Regions from separate parts of the Mus musculus genome. Here region 1 is linked to region 2. Evidence: chromatin loops called from intact Hi-C (ENCODE). Cell type or tissue: gastrocnemius. All regions are shown on one strand. Links, peaks and the distances in the headings refer to the core of each region. The heading gives the core; the rest is flanking DNA.

Region 1 (2,919 bases), core at 90-2,589, 620 kb after region 2:
GGGAGGGCCTCAGAGCATTGGTCGTGGGCTGCAGAGATGATACAACAGTTAAGAGATTTTGAAGACCTGGGTTTGGAGAGGGAGGGAATCGGGTGAATCAGAGACATACTGAAGCATGGAGAGGATCGGGCCAGGAGATAGCTATGGCATTATCTTGTGCGGGTGAGGAGACCTTGTTTGATTCTGTGTCTTATTTACTGATGAATCTTTAGTGTCTAATATAGTGGGGGAGGGGGCATAGAGAAGGTGATCAGTAAATGTTTTGACTGGATAAGCAAAAAAGAGAAAAAAAAAAACCTTCAGTCGTTTTTTTTTTTTTTTTTTGTAAAAAAATACAATTGAGAAGAAATTTGAATAAAACCAGAAAGTGAGACAATTAAAGATTGTATCAATCCCTGACAAGCCGTGACTAATATTTATTGAGTAAATACCATGCTTTCAGATAGTTAAGACACACAGCCTCATAAAATCCTCACGTGACATATGGAACCTCACCTAAGTTAAGAATGCCTCTCAATATGCCAGCATTCACCCTGGGACAGCCCAGTATTACGACAAATACCTTAGCTACTGCTATTGGCATGATCACCCTATCACTTCAGTCCTGTGTCTGATAAATAGGGACAAACTTTCTGTCCCTTTCTCATCCTTCTTCTAACAGTGATGTGCATACACATGGAATTCAACCCATGGCCGTTTCGTCAATGACCTCTCTCTGCCAGTGGAATAATCCCTGCACAGATAAAGGCGAGGTCTGTATTCCAGCAGCTTGTCTGATACTATGAAGTGTCTGGACAGTCCATGTTCTGGGTCACTGCAATATGGTGACACGCATGTGTACCTAAGGCTATTTCACCGTAACAATGTTCATACGACCCCAGTTTTACAGCTTCATTTGTTAATACTATAAACAAATAGTAGTTGGCACAAAGTACCCACTCACAGGTGCTGAGTCACTGATTGAGTTTATTCTCTGAGAACCCCAGGACAGCATGCTCTTCCACTCCCCTAAATGAGTGGTTGTAGTAACCTACCTGTAGTTCACTTTAGTGTAGAAAATTACTGTGGGATTAAAGCTGTGGTTGCCCCATTGTTCTTCAGTAATATTTTTAATTATATAAATAATACAATTAAAAGTTTCCAGCAGGACATGGTGGCACACGCCTTTAATCCCAGCATTTGGGCAGAGGCAGGTGGATCTCTGAGTTTGAGGCCAGCCTGGTCCACAGAGTGAGTTTCAGAACATCCTGGGCTACATAGAGAAACCCTGTATCAAAAAAACAAAAACAAAACAAAAGTTTCTATTCACAGATATTTGAAAAATTGAAACGTCACCAGATTCCTCAGAGTCCTTGGCTACCCACAGCACCAGGGAAACGTTGGACAATTGAATCCTAATGGTTGAAGAATCAGCTTGCAGGAGAAAAAGCACTAAGCAAAGAAGTAATCACTGTGTGTAGGGCGACCCCTGCTGTTCAAAGTTCAGAAGCACGTAAGAGAACCACGTCAGGGACTATGTGGACTAGAGGTTCCCAACCTTCTTAATGCTGCGACCCTTTAATGCAGTTCCTTGTATTGTGGTGACCCCCAACCACGACTCTTTTCATTGCTGCTTCATAGTTGTAATTTTTCTATGGTTATGAATCATAATGTAAATATCTGTGTCTTCCAATGGTCTCAGGTGACCCCTGTGAAAGATCCTTTGACTCGATCAAAGGATCACCAAGGGAGAAACCTTGAATGGACGCTCTCAACTCAAAGCACAAAGAATCATGGTTCAGGGCCGAGAGATGGCTCAGTGGGTAAAGGCGCTTGCTGCCAAGTCTGATGACCTGATCTCAGTCCAAATGGTGGGAGGAGAGAACTTAACTCTTGCTAGTTGTCCTCCGACCCCCACACAACATAAACAAACAAATGTGTGAGTGTGAGGCAGGAGGGGAGAAAGAGAGGCTCTACTAGCTCAAAGTTACAGGTTATAGATGCAGAAACTGAGGCTCACAGGTGAACCCCAAGAGGTCAAATGCCCTGTCTGCGCTCACCCCGAAAGTTCAGCCTTGAAGAAGGAGGCGCTAGATTCTCTGATGTGGACTTTCCACTGAGGGAGATGGAACTCCTAATTCTAATCTCTTTTGCCTTTATAAAAATTAGCAAACATTTGTCATAACTTCACTATCTTTAAATCAGTGTCTTCAAAAAAATTTAAAGGTACATTTATTTATTTGTGTGTTTGGGAGTGGCTTACGAGGTTCAGAGGACAATTTTTGGGAGTCAGGTCTCTTTTACCATGCTGTCCAGTGAGTCAACTCAAGACATCAAGCTTGGCAGCAAGTGCCACTATGCAATGAGCCGTCCTGTCCCAATGTTCCTTTTTTGGCCCGAGTGCATGCGTGCGTGCGTGTGTGCGTGCGTGCGTGCGTGTGTGTGTGTGTGCCTGAGTGCATGTGAATGCTAAAGCTGGAGGTTGACACTGGGCATCTTCCTTCATCATTTCCACCCTGTGTACTGAGGCAAGGTCTCCCAGTCCTTGGGGCTGGCTGATCCAGCCAGTTCACTCTGCCAGTTCCATAGATCGCCTCTGTCTCTGTCTCCTGAGTGCTGGGATTACAGGTGGCCACCATGTCTTCGTGACTTTTATGTGGCTGCTCAGGATCTGAACTCAGATCTTTGTGTTTATGCAAGCACGTTTTCCAAGGAGCCATCTCCCTAGTCCTGAAAACACTTATTATTACAGAAAAATCATTATCAAAGATAACACCTCTCCTATTTAACTATATTCATCTCCTCTTGCCCCTGGCTATAATTTTGAAATGTGTGCTTAAGATAAAATGTGAGTTTAAATACGGGAAGAAAAATACTAAACTACCAAAAAGAATCCTGCTCTTTAAAATGCCATCAGAAAAGAAAAGAAAAAAAAAAAAA
Region 2 (2,919 bases), core at 215-2,714:
CCGGTTAGCAGAGAATGAAACACAGAATCAGGCAGGTGATTCAACCATTGACACTGAATGACCAGCCACATCTCAAAGGCCTGTTCCTGCCACTGCATAAGGAAAGGGAGTTCAAGAAAGAAATTATTCATAAAAGACAGGTACCCTAGGAGCCAGAAGAAAGGAAGAGCAGCCAGGGTTATCTGGAGGGGAGTGTCTAAAGCAGGAGAGAGAGGCGGGAGGAGGGCAGGAGCCACGCGCAAGCGTGCACTTCACACTGTGAGCGAGATGAATGTTCTCTGCTTAGAGCATAGATGGTCTGTCTCTTTCTATCTCTTCAGACAGCAGCGCAGGGCAGCAGGAGTCTTTGCAGGAGCCGATAACTGCCCTTCTGTGCAGTGAAGTCCGGCCTCAGTCCGCTTAAGACCAGAACGCTGTTGGGCGTAAGACCTTTATGTAACAGGAGGAAGAGGCTCTCGGGATCATCCCTAAATCTCAGTGCCATGGCTAAATGCACCGAGTAGGTCACAACTGTCAGTAACTGTGGGACCCAATATGGTGCCTGCCTCCCGGGCTTCTCAGCCTTCCTAATGCTGTGCCCTTCAATACAGTTCCTCCTACTGTGGTGACCCCCTAGCCATAACATTATTTCTGTTGCTGCTTGACAACTGTCATTTTGCTACTGTTATAAATCATAATATAAACATTTTTGGAGATAAAATAGCTGCCAAAGGGGGTTGTAAACCACAGGTTGAGAAGCGCTACCTAGAAAATGGTGAAGAAAATTGAAATCAGGCAGCATACTAAGTATCCTTGTCCCTCCTGTGGCAAGACTAAGGCAAAGATGTGGGCCATAGGCATGTGGCCCTGTGTAAGAACAGTGGCTGTCAGGGCCTGGACCCACCACAATTCTGTCACAGTCAAGTGAGCCATCAGAGGACGGAAGGATCTAAAGACCAATGGGAGCATCACTATTTGAAACCTCTGACAATAAATGGGTTAATTTAGGTAAAGACGATGATGATGATGACGATGACGATGATGATGATATATCCAGCATGTTGGCTTTGTGGGTAAAGTTTCTTGTTACCAAGCCTAACAACCTGAGTCTGAGCCCCAGGGCCCAAACAATAAAAGGAAAAGAATAGACTTGTGAGAGTTGTCTTCTGAACTCCACACATGCATGCACATATATGCACGAGTGAACACACACGAGAGAGAGAGAGAGAGAGAGAGAGAGAGAGAGAGAGAGAGAGAGAGAGAGAGAGGGGGGGGGGGTGTAAATGTCCTGTGTTTTGTTTTGCTTCAGGGATGGTGCCCTGATCAAGCGCTGATGCTGAATCTCACCACTAGATGGCGGTAAAGAACCTTGATGAAAAAGAGGTCAGGGCTCATCCTGTTTGCCAATCAATAAAACCGTTTTCAGGTCCTGTCAAGACACTGAATTGTCTGTCATTCCTTGTCCGCCTGGAAGAAATTAATCCCCAGGGGACTTGGGCACCTGTGTTTGGCTGACTTGAAGGAGAGGCCCCCAGCTCCAATCTCGGGCTCTGTTCTTAGAGGCATGGATCTAATGCCTGTGGAGCCGCCTGGAGGACTTGTTACGACAGGAGTTGCCAGGCCACAGCTGGTCTGGATGTACCCGTGAATCTGCACTTCTGACAAGTTCCCAGATGCTGCTGATGCTGCTGGGCCAGGGAACTTACCCTGAAGGTCCTAACCGGGAGACATTCTGGAAGCATCGAAAACCTTAACCAGCACCACAAAGTAAGTTATTTAAATTAATTAAATTAATCCTAATCACATAAGCCAAGGAGGAGGAGAAGGAGGAGGGGGAGGGGGAGGGGGAGGGGGAGGAGGAGGAGGAGGAAGAGGAGGAGGAGGAGGAGGAAGAAGAAGAAGAAGAAGAAGAAGAAGAAGAAGAAGAAGAAGAAGAAGAAGAAGAAGAAGAAGCAGAAGCAGAAGCAGCAGCAGCAGCTAAGAGGAGAAGTTGGAGGCAGAGGGTTAGACCCAGGACTTTACACACAGCGCTGGCGTGGAATAGCCTTGGGCCAAGGAATGCACAACCTCTTTGACTAAACAGGGTCCTCCCCACTATAGCCTGTCGGAATTGACTTGTACCAACCACACACCCGACACTGTGAGCAAGTTCTCCCATAAGATCCTCCAGCAGGGGCCCAGGTGGACTACACACACACACACACACACACTTTATGCCACCCTGGGAGACCCAGAACAGAGAGACCAACCTGCTTGCCCCACTCCCTGACTTACAGAACAGTGTGAAAATGAGAAAATACGCAGGAGCCACGTCACATACATGGGCTGTGACAACCCGTGAAGGTGGCACACCTGAGGTTCATTAGACCAATTTTTGTTATTTTGTTAGACCAATTTTGTTATGTTCAGTATTTTGTTACTGAACAGTCACCTCTCTGGATCCTAAGAGTCCCAATCAACCAATTATGCCTCTGCTGAAAAATATATATATATGTGTGTGTGTGTGTGTGTGTGTGTGTGTGTGTGTGTGTGTATAACCATGTTTGTCATCATTTCCTAAATAATAAAAAATAAAACTACTTATACCCACTCACACTATCCTGGATGTTATAAGTTGTTGGGGTTGAGTTCAAGGCTATGGGAGAACTTCATAGTTCACATACAAGCACTAAGCACTTTGGAGTCTTGAGCAAGTGTGATTTTCAGTACCTGTGGGGTTGTGAAGACTAATCCCCCTTGGATACTGACAAGCGACTGTACATGCCCTGCAGAGCATCATGGACGTGCACTGGTCCACTTGACCACAGTGTGGAAGCACTGTGCTTTCTGTAGAGGCCATGCTTCCTGTTTGCATTTTGCCTTCGTGCATAGCAGTGGTGTGGCAGCAAGCCATGACTGTATCAGCCAGGACACACCCTACACTCGACAGGGTGCTGTGCT

What was found. Hi-C counts contacts between places; a loop is a spot of excess contacts. Peaks named below come from ENCODE experiments on the same cell type or tissue, not always from the same donor. Only the 100,000 strongest peaks of a DNase experiment are listed, where the experiment ranks them.
Region 1: a loop joins it to region 2, with 5 times the contacts of the local background. A loop is called at or near these places in 24 of 42 quality-filtered maps.

The regions. Positions count from the first base shown.
Region 1 is chr2:144,451,347-144,454,265 of GRCm38, forward strand. No RefSeq gene overlaps it. Among named protein-coding and RNA genes, the nearest start is that of Gm46768, 33 kb to the left of the region's middle. In gastrocnemius, for the core only: a CTCF peak has its summit at 1,473 (motif pointing left); a DNase peak (open chromatin) is centred at 1,464.
Region 2 is chr2:143,836,041-143,838,959 of GRCm38, forward strand. The region is part of intron 5 of Bfsp1 (beaded filament structural protein 1, in lens-CP94); the gene reads right to left. Among named protein-coding and RNA genes, the nearest start is that of Bfsp1, 26 kb to the right of the region's middle. In gastrocnemius, for the core only: a CTCF peak has its summit at 1,344 (motif pointing right); a DNase peak (open chromatin) is centred at 1,340; H3K4me3 peaks cover 298 bases; H3K27ac peaks cover 280 bases.